Linked DNA regions of Mus musculus: region 1 is linked to region 2. A link is a loop called in an ENCODE intact Hi-C map of the cell type or tissue named here. Cell type or tissue: left cerebral cortex. All regions are shown on one strand. Each heading gives the region's core, and the rest is flanking DNA. Links, peaks and the distances in the headings are about the cores only. Region 1 overlaps Cmip (c-Maf inducing protein). Region 2 overlaps Cmip (c-Maf inducing protein).

Region 1 (9,024 bases), core at 762-8,761, 55 kb before region 2:
GGAGGGATTGGCCTGCCTCGGTGTGAGACAGGGACGTGGTGAGCTAGTGAAAAAGTCTCATTAAGTTGGCTGTATTTAAAAAATGAGGAGAGTTCCCTTAAAAGAGATTCTGGGTTTCTATTATTTTTGAATAATAGTGATAAATAAAAGCCAGACTTTGTGTGCCACGTGTGGGGCCTGCTCTCCTTTGTTCCTTGAATCTAGCAGCTCTGGGTAGCAGTGGGGAGGGTGAGGCTCCAGCTTGCCCATCTGCTCCTGTCCTCACCCTCACTGTGGTCCCAGGTCCTGGTCACTCTACACCAGCCTCTGTCTCCAGGATTTGGGCCTTTAATCAGGATGCCCTGAGAATACATTCCAGCCTCACCTCTGCTCGTTTCTTCTCTTTCTCTGTTCTTTCCCCATCCCCATCCAGATGATACCTGAGGATCCCACGTGGAATTTTGAGGTTGCTCCTTACATTCAGACCAGAGTCCTGTTGCTGAAAGATCTTGGAATCAGGGTGCCAGGCTTCCCACGTGATCACTAAGACACCTGTCTCATCTTGTGCTAGCATATGCAAGACACTGGGTGATTTGAGGCAGAGCCTTCTGTGCCTACCCATGAAGGCTCTCATGGGAATCTGGGTACTTTCTCTTCAGGACTTCCCCTCATCTGTTCCCTGATCCTGTCAGCATACCCTCTCTGCTGCCCTTCTGGGTGTTAGAAGGCCAACTAGGCTGCCTTGCCCATAGGCAGTTCAGGAGAGGAGGGAATGGCTGCTGTCTGTGTCTGTTTCTGGGACACTGTGGTGGGTGGTTGTGTTTCTGGGGGTGGCCCAGCTTCAGCGTGAGTCATTTTAGGATCTCTCTCTGACGTCATTCCACTTGAGGAAGCTTTGATGACGTTGAAGGGGAGGGCTCTCCTCCCTTCTGGGGGACATGTGGCTTCAAGGATGGGTTGCCGTGGTTGGCACAGTTGGTCGAATCCAGGAGTATGGGCCAAGGTGAGGAGAGCTTGGTGGGAAGGTTGAGCCCACTCTCTTTCTCCCTCCACACGTTCTGATTCATTTCTCTCTCTCTCTCTGGGTATACTGGAGCCACCTTGAGGTGTGATTGGTAATAAACCTTGTTCTCTGTTTCCTTTTTTAAGAATAATGAACTCTCCAGCCACTCAGAACAGTATATAAAGCTACAGGTAAGCTGGGTGCAGTGCCTCCAGCAAGCCCACCATCCCACCGCTGGTGGGGGACAGAGATGCATCTTCATACTGTCAACTCCTAGCAGTCTGGGGAGTTCCCGTAATCTTTTAGGGATCTCACCTCAGGCCAAAGTGGGATTTATGCCTTGGATGCAGAAAAGGACTTCAGGACAGGCTGGTAGGAAGCAGAGTTGGCGATTATTAAGGATGTTTTAATATGTTTAATTTAGACTTCAAGCACAAGGGTCAAGAGAAAGAAAGCTTGCTCAGAAAGAAAGTATACCCGAGATCATGGATACACACTTCCCAAGGGAGAGTCACAACTGTCTCAGCATTACCCATATAGATACAATTTGTTATAATATCAAATTACATCTCAAAGGGCCGTTAAATCTTTTTTTCTTGTTTCCCTCTTTCAAAGTATTTATTTTTTAAAAAAGGTTTATTTGTTTTTATTGTACATATATGGTATTTTGCTTGTATCTGTGTATGTGCACCACATCTGTGCAGTGCCCACGGAGGCCAGAAGAGGATGGCAGATTCCCCAGAGCTCGAGTTACAGAGGATTGTGAGCTGCCTGGTGTGGGTGCTGGGAACCAGACCTCGGTCCTCTGGGACAGCAGTAGCTGCTCTTAACTGCCGCACCACCTCTCCCTGCCTAATTTTTAAATTATGTGTATATGGGTATGTATGGTCGTGAGTATGGATGCCCGTGAGTTCAAAAGGGTATCAGATACCTTGGAGCCAGAGTTCAAGCATTCTACCCAGTATGAGTGCAAAGAACCAAACTGGCGTCCTCTGCAAGAGCAGTACTCACTCTTACACACTGTGCTGTCTCTCCAGTCTGGCCCCTTCCTCTCTTTTGATAAGTGAGATTATTGAGTGGCTCTGCAGATGTCTAGTATGGGATTATAGTCTAATAAAGTGAAACCTGAATCCGTTAAGATTGCTGTGCGAGGGGATTGGGATATGTCCTTTCCCTGTGCATTTTCTGGTACGACACTAGAAAGATGTCGGGTTTACAAGCAGTGGAGGGAGGGTAGCCTCACTCAGTTTCTCACTGTGCTGGGATTCTTGCTTCTCTGCTGGTGAGACGCATCATGGATTCCTGGTCAGGATTTTGCTGGTCTTTCCCAGGAATGCCAGGCTGATGTGATGGGAGGGGACTAGAAGAGGAGAGTGGCTGGAGGTTTGGTGCATGAACTGGGCCTGGGCTAGGTAGTCTAAGGTCTTTTAAGACCCCACACGTATAGGCTGGGGACCATCCTCGAAATCACTGGTCTCTGGAGGTGGTGGCGGGGGTGGGGTGGGGTGGGGTGAGTGTGTCACTATGGCTTTTGTTATTGACTGGACACAGTGCCTTACAAATGGCTTCTAGATTTGTCCAGCTTGTCCCGTGAATGGAGATCCTGATGCAAACTTGAAGGGAGTAGATAGAATCCTTGGCATGCCTCTTTCTACCCAGTTCTCTCTCCTTAAACCAATGACATCCCGAATTCCGCGTAAGGTATTGTGTCTGGTCCCTACCGGTATCGCTGTTCTGTATTTAGCCATTGCGAGGAGAATCAACCAGTTGATATTTGTTGAGCAGCTACTGTATGTTGAGTCTTCTGCTAGCCATGGGGTTTTATGGCAGCCAGAGCAGACACCCCGTGCCTCAAGTCAGTGAGTTGACAAGGTATGTCAGGCTTTCACCTTCTTCAACCCTGATTCCAGGGTACCCTGGGGCTCACCAACAGGCTAATTTTCCCCAGGACCTCTCAACTGTTTTTCTCCTGGTCAAGTTCTGGCAAAATTGGCTTTGGTTTTGTTGGCTGGCCTCAGGACCAGTTCAGGGGACACCAGGAAGCAGCTGCTGCCTGTGTTGGCTTCTTGGGGACACCCAGAAAGCCCTGGTTTGGACCTAAGTATTGGGCTCTGTTTGCTACGGCTACCCGTTATCTTAACCCCCACCCCCTGCATGGACTGAATTGTGAGTTGAACTCCATCTTGTCTCTGATGGAGAGAGGGTCCCTGGTTGGAAACTAAGGGGGAAGCCGACTCCCTCTTCCTTGGACCATGGGAACAGATGGTGATGGTATGCTCTAGATCTCTGTTGTGGTCTGTGGATTAAAAGCCCTGATGGTATCTCGGTAGATGGGCAAGTGATGCAGACATTGGAAATATTGGTGAGGTTCTGTGCGAAGGAGTCTCTAGAAAGGGCTAGAAGACTCCAGAGTTCTTTCTTCGGCCATCTAGGGTGACTCTTGCTTTCCCGTTCCCTGTTCGCGTGGCTTTCCTAGGACATGTTGCTGTCACCCTCTTCCTCCGCACATACCTCCTTGTAGCCAGAAGACCTGTTTGTTTTCAGCCCCAGACTTTCTTGGTGGCTTCCAACAGCAACAGTTCCCCACTTGAGTTGCACACCAAAGTCACAAAGTCACCCAGTAGCTGACAAACCCTGATCCTAGGCCTCCCCCGAGATGAGGAGTCTTGCCTTTTAGTCTGACGTCACTCTGGTCGAGCCACTGACTGTCCTCTTCCTGCCTGGCAGCGGGGTTTAATAAACCACTTCCTTCTTGAAGGTCATCAAGCAAGCCCGAATGAAGTATGTTCTATGCCTGTCAAGTCAGGGTGACTGAAGAGAAAGGGCGGTGACCTGGTGGTCTGCCTTAGTCCTCCTGTGCAAATGGTCCGTTGTTCGCTAAGTTTGCAATGCTTAGACTAAGCTGCAGGAAGTGGGTGGTCAGTAGTGTTGGCCACTGAAATGCATCAGCCCCTTGGTGACAATGCAGCCGTTGCTGCTGGATAGCTAGCTCCTTGAGCCCATAGGCCAAAGTGGGGGTGCAGCCTGGGGGGGTACTGGGTGTTGAAGAGCTGAGGTGATTTCTGTGTCTCCAGCTTCCTGTTAGTCCCTCAAGACTGGGTGGGGGCCCATACTGGTTTATTTTGCTCTTTTGAGACCTAGCCAGTGGGAATAAGGTGGGCACGTTTACTGTACTCTTAGATATGCTTTGTTGAGAACAGTAAGCTACTTGCCTTTAGCCATGTGGACGCTCTTGACACAGGCGAGTTGCAGAGGATGAAAGAGACTTTTAAAAACGTTTATTTTAAATGCACGATTGGTGTTTTGCCTGTGTGTATGTCTGTGTGAGGGTATTGGATCCCTGGAGCTGGAGTTACAGACGGTTGTGAGCTGTCATGTGGGTGTCGAGAATTGAACTTGGGTCCTCTGGAAAAGCAGCCACTTCTCTTAACCACTGAGTCACCTCTCCAGCTTCCGAGATCTTTATTTTATTTTTTATTTTTTTAATATGGTGTTTTTTTTTTTCCTCTTTGAGACAGAGTTGGTCTCTATAGCCCAGGTTGGCCTTGAACTTGGATGTAGCATCCTCCTGCCTCAGCTTCTACAGTGTTGCAATTACAGGCACGTGCAAAGTATCACGTTGGTGATACTTTGTACCCTCTTGAGTAGTGCTAGAAATGGAAGAGAGAACGCAGTACATGCTGGGAAAATCTACTTCCCGGGCCCTGAAATGCGCACTCCATTTATCCCCCAAAGTGGATGGTGGAGTGGAGGCAAGAGGCGTGGCTAGTGACTCACCCATCCGTGACTGATCCGTGGGACCGCACTGTGGGTTCCACAAATCTCTCTGGGTTTTGCCTCCTCCTGGAGCTGTTTCAGCCGCTGATTCTGAGTTTGTGTAGGTGGCTGGTGATTGTGACTCCCAGATCTACTCTTCAGAGCTGGGAGGTTGCCTGTGTGCCTGGCTGGCTCAGAGGGGCTTGGGAAGGTCTGGGTCCTGGCCATCACTTTAGGCTCTTGTCTGCCTGTGTTCAGCATAGAGGGCTGGTGAGGGAGGGGCTTTTTGTTACTGTTCTTCCTCAGATGTGCGGTTTCTTGGGGCTGACTAGCTGTGAGGTTTGGAATAAGGGGACTTCAAGAGAGAGAATGGGAGGTGAAGTGTGTGTGTGTGTGTGTGTGTGTGTGTGTGTGTGTGTGGTGGAGGAGGAGGAGGCCAAAGGACAACCTCCTTTCTTGTTCTTCACAGACAGAGTCTCTCATTGGCTTGGAACTCCCCAAGTGGGCTGGGCAAGCCAGAGACAGTGAGCATCTGCCTCCCCAGCATCAGGACTACTAGACCATAATGCTATGCCTGACTTTTTTCTTTTTTCTTTTTAAGATTTATTTATTTTATGTATATGAGTACACTGTAGCTGTACAGATGGTTGTGAGCCTTCATGTGGTTGTTGGGAATTGAATTTAGGACCTCTGCTCGCTCTGTTCGACCCCGCTTGCTCCGGTCGGCGCCGCTCACTCCAGTCCCTGCTCGCTCTGGCCCAAAGATGTATTTATTATTATACATAAGCACACAGTAGCTGTCTTCAGATGCACCAGAAGAGGGCGTCAGATCTCATTATGGGTGGTTGTGAACCACCATGTGGTTGCTGGGATTTGAACTCAGGACCTTTGGAAGAGCAGTCAGTGCTCTTACCCGCTGAGCCATCTCTCCATCCTGTGCCTTTTTTAAAAAATGTATTTTATTAATGTGGGTTCTGGAGCTTGAACTCTCGGCCTCATGCCTTTGTAACGAGTATCCACTGAGCGAGCCATCTCCCCAGCCCGAGGGAGGGCTTTTTATTTGCCTGTGACATAATGCATGCATGTGTCAATCACATTATACCTCATTCCTGTGTGCAGTTACCAGGTGTCACTAGCAAAGTAAATGAGAATGCAGGTGTGCACACGCCCTGCCAGGTCCTCCCGTGATGTGTCCCCATTCAGCAGACAGATTAATTGAGGCCATTCATTTGTCCTTGGGTGCTGTCACTCAGAGCAGTTAGGAAGTGCCTTCCCTGTGCATTGCCCTTGCCTGGCCGTCCTCCCAAGCCATCTTGAATGGGGCACGCTGATTCTTCAAGTAGATCACAAAGTGCCTTTTCCCCAGGCAGACAGTTTCTGGGTGTCCTTGGCCCAGGTCAGCCCCTCACCCAATCCCCAGAGAGACACAGGATCCCCAGGAACTAATTTCTTAAGAGAACTTTATGGTGTTTAACTCCCTAAGCGAATCCAGATGCGCCTTGTGGCCGCCGCAGCTGCAGAGGTCCTGGCCAAAGCCAACTTGGTTTGGAAGCCCGGCTCCAGCAGCAGCAGCGGAGTCTGGAAATGAAGCAAATGAGCGAGTTGTTCTTGGCCATCTTCCCTCAGCTGGGCTCACATCAGTGAGCTCTGACCTCAGGCATCACACATTTCAATATCCTCAGACTCCTGGGGTTCAGAGATGCTGGGCCCTGAGCAGGACAGGGGACACACTACACTCAGAGTGTGGGATTTGGGGCAGAGGCATCTGAGGTGGTGATATTCCTTTGGACATCAGTCCTTGGAGAGGCAGAGAGAACTTTCTGGTCTGCTGGATCAGGGTCTGTGGTCCCGAGAGTGGGCCCTGGTATGGCTGTGAATAGGTGAGAATGAGATTAGTGAATAGTGAGGGTCAGGGGCTGACTCTAGCCACCCTCATCCCCACAGACCCTCTCTGAACTGTCAGGGAACTAAGATATAACTTCCTTAGAAATGGCAAGCTCCTACAAACGAGGTGGCCTCAACCAGACAGCCTCCACAAACTGGCACCAGAATTCCTGAGGTCCTGGGAGAACCCAGTTCAAACCTGGGTGGTCAGGGACAAGAACTGCCCTGCGACAGACAGCACTGCCCAAGGCCTCAGCCCCAACCACACAGCCCTGCCCGGTGAATCACTTTGAAGTGAGGGGTTCCGGACCTGTGGTGGGCTCAGGGAGCCTGTGTGGCGGGAATGGGCAGGCTGGGTAGCTTGTCCTTCTGGGTTTCCAGGCAGCTCCTCCCTCTCTGAAGAGGATGCCAGAGCCGCAGCCCCAGGGCCTGGAAACTGGGATCCCAGCAGGCTGAGTTCTGGTAGCTCTGTGGCTTTGAACTTGCCCCTTGCTTCTCAGAGTCCCAGGTTCACTTATGTGTGAACTTTCAAGGGGTCCCTGTGAGTGTCAAAGGAGGGAGTCATTGGAAGTGTTTGGTTTGGTGCCTGACATGGGACAGGCCTCAGGGCAGCTTTAGGACGCAGCCTGCATCCCTCAGTGTTTTACTTGGTACGGTGAGATAGCCTCGACCACACCGGGCAGCCTGCACGGAATTACTGTCTGTTGTGTATGGTTTGGTTTGGTTCTGTTCAGGAGGCACTGTTGGGGAGGGGGGGTACCCTGTAAGTCATGTGATTTTTTTTTCCCCACACATGTGTGCGTGCATGCACTCTCTCATGTACCAGAGGCCAGCCTCTGATATCTTTCTCCTTTGCTGTGTACCTCACTGTTTCAAACAGGGTCTCTTACTCAACCTAGAACTTCCCAGTTCAGGTAGACAGATTAGCCAGTGAGCCTGAGGGAGTCTTTCTTCCTCCCCAGCATCGAGATCCTAGGCCTGTGATCTCATGCCTAGCTTTTTGTATGGGGACTGGGGATTTGAACCTGGTTTCTCATGCCTACACCGTCAGCGCCCACGAGCCATCTCCTCAGGCCTGTTGCTACTTTTGATGGACTGACTCTAGCCTTGTGATAATATTAATAATATTTAAATAAACTGGAGGATATTCTATCATGATTGTTGTCCATTCTGGCTTCACACTAATGCTGAGAAGCAGTTGATTGTACTTGCCAAGAGTTCAGGAAGGAGTCTGAGTTTCTGTTCTTCTCCTTCTACCCTACCCATGTGACCAGTTCTCCACTCTCTGAAGTGGAATCGGTGCTGCTACAGTGGTCCTGGATCCTTTTTTATCCAGGAAGGCCCAGGAGACCAGATATGTAAACGACTTGGGATTAGGCTGCACCGAGGGAGTGTGGCGTTGCCATGGTTACTGCAATTTGTCTCTCATCCTGACCAGGGACCTTTGTAGCCTCCACCAGCCTCCACCACGTCTGGGCAATGCTGGTTTTCTGGGACTGTTAGGAGGATGACAAGCCGATGCCCTCTGAGGTGGGCCTCAGTTTCCCTTGCTTTGGTGAAACCGACAGTGGGCCCTTACTCTCCTGCTTATCTTGTAGGACTTCGTGGTAGGATGGGAGCTTCACCGGAGTGGAGAATTTTATATATAATATAAATATAATCTGTAATAGAACAGTGTATATATTTTTGGGACTCTACCCCGTCTGGATTCCAGTCAGGCGGTGTGGAGTTTAGGGTCATGGACCATGAAGTTAAGGTCCATCTGGTTCCAGGTCTGGGGCTTTCATATGTTCCAGTAGACGCTACCAAGCTGCCTGAGCCCCTGACGAGACTGTCAGACTCCAGAAGCCCCCACATCAGCAGGCAGCATCATCTTCATGGATCCCCAGGGCAGGGGTTGAAATGGACCAGAGAGGAGAGGAGATAGTATCCCAGCCCCCACAGGGGCCTTTACAGCGGAGCAGCAGCCTCCATGGCTGCAGAGACAAAGTCAGAGCCGCTGATGCGGGGCTGAGGATGGAGATGCTTAGAGCGTTTGCTGGGGATGTAGGATGTTCTGACCTCAATTCTCAGTGTCTCGGAAACTGAGCGTGATAGCGCTTTCCTGTGCGACACCAGGTAGGTGTGTCTGTCAGGGGGATCAGGAGTTTAAGGTCAGCCTTGAACAGGGTCTCATGTAGACCAGGCTGGCCTTGAACTGTCTCTGGAACCCAGACTGACCCTGAGGTCCCTCTTGATGATCCTCTTGTGTCCGCCCGCCAAAGTGCTGATGCTACAAACGTGTGCTAGCACGCCTCGTGGACGCCGTAGTTGGGAATGGGGCTCAGCACTTTGTGACTGCTAGGCATCCTGAGCCACGCACTTTTCTTCTTGGAGGAAAATTAGGGGCCACCCTCCCTGCT
Region 2 (9,024 bases), core at 461-8,460:
GGAAACCTTTTTTTTTTTTTTTTTTTTTTTTTTTTTAATTCTGATATAAGACCTCAGGGCAGGGATGGCCCTGGGTGAGACTGTGCCCCGCCCTGCCCCGCCCTGCCCCGCCCCCTCCTCTTGCTACATCACCTGGGTGCTGGGCCCCTCCCCCACCCCCTCCACTGTTTCTCACACGAATGAACTTCTGCAATCTGGAGCAGCAAGCTGTTCTTGCTAACGCTGACTGCTGACCTCTGCATCTGCTTTCCTCATTCGAACCGCACCCTCTCTCTCTCTCCCCTCCTGAGTTTTGTGGCCAACTTTGAGGGGAACCAGTGAGAGCTGTCACCAGTGCTTGGGCCGCAGGATAAGCAGTTGCCCCAGTGGGTAGATTTCATTTGTTAAGTGTCTTAGTTCCCTGCCTCTTGAGTTCAAGGTCTGGAACCACATGAATCCATCCTTGGCTCTAAGCGCAGAGTCTGCATGGAGTCAGAAGCCGCCACCTATTGGTACATCTATGATTGACCTTCTTGTGGACAAATACCTGATCAGAAGCAACTTACAGAGGGTTTGTTTTGGTTTATGTTCTGCGGGGTGAGGGGGTGGGGTGGGGCGGGGGTGGGACAGTCTGTCAGGGTAGGGAAATCGAGGCAGAGATCCACGTTGCCGTCTGCAGCCGGGAGCGGCTGCTTTCTCCTCTCTGTTCAGACCAGGATGAATTAAGGCTCATGGAACCGTGCCTTCATTATTTTTCTGTTTCTGTGATAAAGCACTCTTACCAAAGCGATGAGTTTATTTTGGCCCATGGTTCAAGGTTGCTGTCCTTGGGAGTTGTAGCGGCAGGGACGTGGTCACTCTGCCTTCCAGGTCAGGAAGCAGAGAGGTGAAAGTTGATGTTCAGCTTATTATCTGTAAACAGCCCAGGGTCCCAGCCCAGGGAATGGTGCCACGGAGGTTGGGTGATGTCACCTCAGCCAAATAAGGATGGCCCTATACACGCATGCCTACAGGCTCATCTCCCCGGTGATTCTCGATTTCTTCCAGTGGATGCTTGAGCTTAATCTGGATTAACATGCTGCCCGCATTCAGGGTGGGATGTCTCACCCCAGGTAACCCAGACTAGAAGTGGGTCTGACTGACATTATTCATCATAGTGTGTAAGGATGGTTACAGATGTCAGTGAATAGGCTGAAAACAGTTCTCTGATCTCCAGAGAGTCTTACTTTTGTATTGCTGTGATAAGACAGTATTACCAAGGCTCCTGATGGATAGAAGGAAAAAAATTTATTGAGGGCTTACAGTTTCAAGAGAGTGAGTCCGTCCGTGATCACAGTGGTGATGAACATGTCATTAGCAGGCAGGTAGGCGTGGGGCTGGGGCAGTAGTTTACATCCCTAATGTACAAACATGAGGCAGAGAGAAAGATGCTAACTGGGAATGACCAGGGCCTCATAGACCTTAAAACCCATACCTTGGGGAGACATCTAGAACGAAGCCACATTTTCTATCCTTTCCAAACAATTCCTTTCCCTGGGGACCAAGCATTCAAATGTATGGGCCTTTGTGGGGAGGGGCATTCTCTTTCAAACCACCGTGCAGAGTAACCTTGAGCCGCCCCCCCCCCCCCCCCCCCCGCAAAACCCCGCCGTACAACTCCTCAGCTTGCCAAATGCTTGCCCTCTCTGTCCAAATGAAGAAACAGAATGAGAGCCAAGTAGTTGACCACCATGACAGCTAAGTGATTAAGACACCAGCCTTCATATGTGGTCAAGATGCCTTGACCAACAAGTCCACCTGCTGAGGGATTCTGTCCCCCTCAATGTCCTGGCCCATGCTCCCTCAAACCTCAGATATTTCTTATCTTGGAACTTTTGGGGTTATTTTGCTGTGCGTGTGTGTGTTTTGTGTGTGCGCACACATACACACTCACGTGCATATGAGCAGCACATGTGTGTGGAGGCTAACAGGCCGACCTCTGCATCCTTCCTCCTTGTCCTTGTTATTTTTTAAATGGTTATTTTTAAAATTTTTTAAATGGTTATTTTTTAATTTTTATTTTTAAATTTGTCCTTGTTATTTTTTAAATGGCTATTTTTTAAATTTTTTAAATGGTTATTTTTTAAATAAATGGTTATTTTTTAAATTCATTCCCTTATTGCCGGGGTGGGGTACTCATGTCATAGTCTTGGACTTGTGAGTTCTCCATGCCTGGCTTAGGGCATCTGCCCTTCCGTAGGCATTTGTCTAACCTCTGCCTAGTGGCACTCCAAGCGGACATAGGTGCCCATGCCTGGTTCTGTGGCCATCCTTTCCCTGAACAGAACAGTGTCACCTCCACCCTGGTGACATCCAAATGTCAGATGACCGGCAGAGATCCCTCTTCAGGGGCTTCCCATGAGAACACCCAGAAACAGTTAACATAGGCCTCTCTCCAGGACATCACGTTGATGTTCAGGGCTTCCCAGAACTCTGCCCCTGGCCTCCTAGATTCTGTGAATCATGTGTGGGGTACCTCATTGCGGTGAGGCAGTGGGACTGGACGTGCTGAGGCAGAGGTCAGAATCTTGGGGTGAGTGTCTGACCTTGAGCTCGGATGAACCAGTCACTCCCTCAGTGTCTCAGTTTCTCCACCTAGAGTTGAGGTGAGTATAAAATAATCCGCTGTCTGAAACCTCCATCTGGATCTAGGTGGGCCACCTTCTCTTTGAGAAAGACAGGTTCCTGTTTTACTTTCTGTCTCAGGAAATAAGTAACCTTGACTCATTGTTTATGCAATTGACCCCCTGGGTGTTGGGAGTACACACCCATCTTTAATCCTGGCCCCTGGGGGGCAGAGGCAGATAGAGTTCAAGGGTAGTGTGGTCTACATAGTGAGTTCTAGGACAGCCAGAGGGACATACTACATAGTGAAGATCCTGGAGGGGTGGGGTGGGGGTGGGGGTGAGATTTTGACTCCTGCCACCTTGTTGTGACCCCTCGAGTCTCCTCAGTGACATTCCATCTCCACTTCTGCTTTCTTCCTAAAGAGGAAGCAGGCTTGGCTCTTACCACTAGTATAGCCCACACTGACCGGAAGGCACCTTCCCATCTTAGCGGAATGCGGCTACTTTAAGGAGCTTTTAAATCGCACCCACCCAGCACAAGAACAGTGTAAACAAGCCTCAGTCAGGGAATCCATTTCTCCTTTCATGTAGTCCTAGGTTCCCTGGATTGGTCCTGGGTAGAATTAAGTACCGGCCTCGGCAGGGTCAGCTGCCCCCACCCAGTCATCGTATTCTTTGGACTCATTGGTTGCTCTGTCCCGGCACAATCAATCCGGATTTACAGAGGACGGGCTCCTGAATCTGTGTGAGTGTCTTTTACACGAGAGAAGGAAGTTGGTTCTTAAGTGGCACCAGGGGTGAGAAGTCACAGGCGTGGAAAAGGAGGGGTTCTTATAGCCGAGTCTCTGCAGCGCTGTGTGAGGTGATGCTGGCGTGTGAGGGCTTTCAGAGATGACAAGGTGCTGCTTGAGCTCTGGGCGTGTGCCTTGAGCGTGTGAGCCCTACTTGTTGGTGAGCAGAGCATTTCCAGGCGCTGTGAGTGTCCCCACACCACTTCTGCTTTGTCATGGCTTGGATCCCGGAAGCCCCTGTTTCTGCTCTGGGTGCAGTACAGGCTGCCAGGCCTCTGCAAAGGAATCTTTGCTCACATGTAAACATGAGTTCAGGTGAATGAAGCTGTGTATTTGTGTGCGTGTGTATACACACATACATTTATAATACACACGGGAGTGTGCGATATACACTTATATTTAAATGTGGAACATTGTATATGTGCGTCCAAACTGAATATGCACAGAGGGTGTGGACATGTTTACATGAGTGCTCATGTATGTATATATGTTTAGGGGTGTGGATACAGGCACACAAACACGTGCATGTTTTGTGTTTGTAGGGGTGTGGTGTGTATACACTGATACATGTGTGTTGCATATTGATGTGTAGGGTGTTCTGTGTATGCCTGTGAATATGTGGGTGGAGGGGTTTTGTATGCTCATGTGTGAATGTGTATGTAGATGGGGTATGGGTGAATGTTTGTGGAGGAACATATGAATGTGTATGATGTATGCATGTGCTGTGGTGAATATGTGTGCCTTCTATGTGCCATATATGAATGCGTGCTATGTGTAAATATGTGTGTGTCACATGTCTGTGTGTGTGAACATGTGTCATGTGTGAATGTGTGTCCCAGGTTGTACTCCTGATCCCTGGCATGGGTAATTTCCATGTGGCATTTTACTCTTCAGAGTCTTTGCAAGACAGAGGCCAACTCCCGAGTTTTCCAGGTAGCCAATCCAAGTGTGACTCATCAGGCTTTGCATTCTCTATGCCGACTGACACTGACCAACGCCCCTTGGCTCCCTAGGCCTTCCTTAGACAGCGTTTTACTGGCACCTGAAGAGCCCTCCTCTTGCACACTCCTAGACCTCTGCAGGATCAGGCCACAGACAACAATCCCTTCTTTTTCCTGTGTCCTGTCTGAGGCCTCCCCACCCAGCTCCTTGCCTCTCTCATCCTGGAAGACAGTGGTCCCCACTGTGTGACCTCACACACCCATCATCCCTGTATTGTGCAAAGCAGTGAGGGCTCACCTGTCTGACGAGAACACGGGACAGGGCTCCAGCCAGGCAAAACAGAGAGTTGGAAGGTAGGGCTCTATCATACACCTGGCTGATCAGTTTCTGTTTACCCCACCATCACCACCACCATGCCCCTGCTATCCTTGGAATTGTTTCTCTGTGAAGGTTGCTTGTGAACCCACAAGGGACATGATTGTTAACCCCACATGACAGGAGATCTCTGAACAGACTTACAAGTTGTGGTTACAGTCTGGGTGTCAGTTGAATGAGAGTGCACAGGGTCCCTACACGCCGGTGAGAGAACTTCTAAATTTGTCTCAGACAGAGTCACACCCTCACCGGAGGCAGAACTTAGGGAACGCAGGAGAATCCAGCGTGACCTACATTGGCAGGAAATGGGACGAGGAGGGTGGGTGGGTGGGTGGGTGGGACGTGGCGATGCTCACGGTGAGTAAAGGCATCGGGGGAACATCCCAGCCAACAGTCAGGGATGAAAAGCATTCAGTTTGGTTTATAAAAGACTCCCCGTTCATCCCTTGCAACTTACATATATTTTGTAAACTCCTGTAGGGGACTCTATTGACTAAGCCATAGGCAAGGAGCTAGAGCTCTGGGGAAGAGGAAGAAGGGGCCAAAGTCTGGTTCTCTGAGTGACGAGAAAGCAGACTTACCCTCCATTTTCCTCTGTGACTCTGGTGGTGGTGGCGGCGGTGGTGCTGCTGGTGTTGGTATGGTGGTAGTGTGTCTGGGGTTGGGGAGGACCGCAGGACAGGGTGCTTGGCTCACACTGGTGCAGATGGCGATAGTTGGTTGCAGGGTACACTGTCCCCTTCGCGAGGGGACGAGAGGATGTGGTCAAGGGTGGTTGTGCTCCTGAGCTTGCTGAGGAAGAGACAGTATCTGAGTCACAAGTTGTTCGCTGGTCCCTGTCTTCCTTTCTATGGCTGATGTTTACAGGACAGGACAGCACAGAACGGAATAAAAGCCCTGTGCATCCAGCCCTCGGAGTGTTTTCAGACCAAAAAGAGACGGAGACTGTGACTGCCACCCAGTGATCCAGGACGACGGTCAGTAGGTGGTCAAGCACAAGTTCTGTTGCCAATCCTGTACCCACCTGCCCTGCCCAGTCCTGTAACCATGGGGCATGGTGAGGCAGGGCACACAATAAGTCTGCCCGTGTAATTAGAGAAAAACAGAAGTCGAAGGTGCAGCCCAGACTCATAAGCCTCCTTTCCAGGGCTCCAAGCTCCCTATAGCTGCTGGAAGTCAGTCAGATTGCACCATGTGGCCGCAAGCACCCCACTGTGGCAGAGTTCTGCTTTACAGTGCGGACCTGGTACCAGGCTGCAAAGGCCCGTTTGGTAGGGGCACTTACGGTCATGTGGGGTTGGGTCAAGTCCGGCACCTGTCCCTTCATACTGTAGAAGGAAGGCCAAGGCCAGTGCCGAGCCTCGAGAGGCAGAGAGGATGCAGAATGGCTGGCTCAGGTAGGTAGACTGCTTCCTGGGCCCAGGGAAGAACTGTGTGGTAAGGCCTAAGCTCTGGAAAGATCTGGAGAGACAGGGAGGGGTGTGTGGTTGGATTGCAGTTCTGGGGCAGACAGTATGGGCTATACGCAGTTTGGTACAAATGAGGTGGCAGGAACTGTAAATCTTGAAAGGGAAAGACACCTGCCTCCCCTGCTCCTGCCGAATCCTGGCCTGATGGCCTTTGGGAGCCATCTCTAAGCACCCTGGTTTGCTAGGTAGAGAGGGTCCCCATGGCCAGAAACAGTAGCTTATAGAATAGCAAGGCTAGGCATCACTCTAAGAAGAAAAAGTTGGGCTTTGGGAGCACTTCATTTGAAGCAGGAGAAGAAGAAAGAAAAAGGAGGTAGTCTCCAGGGCCTAAAGCCTCAAGTCTGTCCATTTGAGGCCCAAGAAACCAAACCAGGATGGATGGCAGGTAGGGACAGGTTGTAGAACGTAGGGACATAGCATCTACATGGGCCTTCAGATCCCAGGCCCTCTTGTACATCAAGGCCAGGTGTCCTGGGAGGAAGGAACAGACCTGGAGCTCTGCTGTGCCCTCACTGTCACCTGAGTGTTGTGACTCTGATGCCAGCCTCTTCTGCAGCCCTGACATTGTGAGATGACCCCAGCATCATTCTTGAGTGAGAGAGCATGGGGGTTGTGTGGGTATGAGTGTACCTGTGTGTACATGCAGGAGGAGGTTAGGATTTTTTTTTTTTTTGTCCTGGAACTTGTTGAGTAGGCTAGTCTGGCTGGCCTTTAAGTCCAAGGGATTGTGCCTGTTCCTGCTTTCCCCAAGTGCTGGATTGTAAGTGCACACTACCACACCCGACTGGGAGCAAGATTCGAACTCGGGTCCTCATGCTTGCCTAACAGATCTTACCTTAATGAGCCCTCAAGGGTCCCGCAGGTGTCTGAGCTTACCAGTCTTCGGTGAGATTTGATCCAGGCCCGTTGCTTGGGCTTGTATGCTTATCCACTAGCCGTTTACCATCAGCTTGGATGGGAAAGGGCAAGGTTAAGATTGGGTGCCTGTTAGCCGGGCATGGTGGCGCACGCCTTTGATTCCAGCACTCGGGAGGCAGAGGCAGGCGGATTTCTGAGTTCGAGGCCAGCCTGGTCTACAAAGTGAGTTCCAGAACAGCCAGGGCTACACAGAGAAACCCTGTCTCGAAAAGCCAAAAAAAAAAAAGATTGTGTGCCTGTCAGCACTGGGATGACGGAGGCAGGCAGATCTCTGTGAGTTCAAGGTCAGCTAGAGCTTACCCGTCTCAAAAACAAAACAAAACAAAAAAGCGTAGGAAGGGTGGTCAGGGAAGAAGGATTCTTAACCCTGGAGTCATCTCTCCAGCCCTGGGGAAGAGGGATTGACAATGTGGCCACTACTTAATCATCATCCAAACCCTAAAGTGCAAGGCTTTTGGAGGGGGTTGGCTCCCTGACCATAAAGCTGGTTGCTGATTCCTTGGGCCTGTGGAGCATTGGTTGGCCCCTCCTAAGGCAATGATTAACCCTGCAGAGCTGGTTGAGTTCTCTGCAGTGGACCTTTACCCTGGAGAATGGCAGCCCTGCCAATGTGGGTGTTCCTTCCCATCTGTTCTTTCTTCATCCCCCTTTCATTACCAGGCCAGGAGCCGGTGGGGCGGAGAGCCGTTAGGAAATTTGACAGCTGACTTCTCCCATTTTTCCTTGCCAGCATCAGTCAAGCCATGGGACACCCCTACCCCCATCCCCAGGAGACCCACCCTATATAGAGGATCCTGTGGGAATGAGTCTGTGGTGTGTGTGAGGGGTACTGTAGAGACACTTCCAAGTGTACCCCACTGGTCCCCAGGGACCCTGCTGAAACCTTCTGTCTGCTTCTGTGGACAAAGGCCAGCAGCCACAGGGATAGCCTCAGCTAAACCTGGTGGGTAAGGAGTGGAGTGGGGTGGCAGAGCAAGGGTATGGTTTGACTGCTTAGCAAGGTTTGGGGTACAACCAGCTCCCTTGAAGGTCAGTGGGGATCCCCCTTTATGTGCGTGTGTGTGCCTATACGTATTCTATATGTTTCTGCACTTGTCCATATGTATAGATGCTCATTCATGCTCGTTGGTATACATGCACACACGCCTGTTACAAGGGTGTGCATATGAGTGTGCAGTGTGTCTGTTCTCCCCCATTGGACACAAGCAAGTGTCAGCACACGCCCATGTCAGCTCTCTTTGCTCTGTCCCTCCACCTTAGTTAGGTGCCACCAGCTCCAGCTGCTTGTTGTGTGACCTAAAGCCATTCATGCACGCACAGTGCCCAAGCTTTGATGTCCTCTTGTGTGACTCGGAAGCTTCCACACAGCTGCTGTGTACAGCATTGAGGAGAACAGAAGATGAAGGTGTCCTGTACTTGTGGCTAGAGGCCTGGGAGAATGTGTGTGCCCTTGTCCCCTGCTGTATGGGAGGGCAGTAGGGAGTTAGTGGTTTCCTCTGTTTATATGTCTCTGCTTTGGTTCTGAGTCCATGATAGCACTGGACGGGACAGCGTTGAGGGTCTTATTGATTCAGTGAATGTCTACCTGGCCTCTGCCCACAGCAATGTCACATGACTGCTGTTGCCAGGAGAGGAGCCGTTCGTTCGTGCTTCCACAGCTCAGCCTGTGAGTTAGCAAGGACTTGACTAGAGAGAGAGCTGCAGGCAGGGGCTGCAAGAACCCTGGCGTTTGCCCACACACTGTATTGACATGAAGCAGGTGCCCAACATCTTTCCCTGGGGACAGCCCCAGGGCCCTTCGAATTTGCCCTGAAGAAGACAAAGAAAACCTGAACTTTATTTGGTCCCCCCCTTCGCCCCTCCCCCTCCCCTCCCCTCCCCCGGCTCCATCAGTGACATCCAGAGGGTTCTGGGTAACCACGGGCAACAGAAAGCCAAGAACAC

Evidence for each region. Peaks named below come from ENCODE experiments on the same cell type or tissue, not always from the same donor. Only the 100,000 strongest peaks of a DNase experiment are listed, where the experiment ranks them.
Region 1: a loop joins it to region 2, with 1.9 times the contacts of the local background. A loop is called at or near these places in 5 of 42 quality-filtered maps.

Annotation. Positions count from the first base shown.
Region 1 is chr8:117,284,426-117,293,449 of GRCm38, forward strand. The region is part of intron 1 of Cmip (c-Maf inducing protein); the gene reads left to right. Among named protein-coding and RNA genes, the nearest start is that of Gm51554, 26 kb to the right of the region's middle. In left cerebral cortex, for the core only: a CTCF peak has its summit at 5,540 (motif pointing right); DNase peaks (open chromatin) are centred at 853, 4,381, 4,790, 5,141 and 1 more place.
Region 2 is chr8:117,340,162-117,349,185 of GRCm38, forward strand. All of the region lies in intron 1 of Cmip (c-Maf inducing protein), which reads left to right. Among named protein-coding and RNA genes, the nearest start is that of Gm51554, 30 kb to the left of the region's middle. In left cerebral cortex, for the core only: no CTCF peak of the experiment used is centred there; a DNase peak (open chromatin) is centred at 4,946.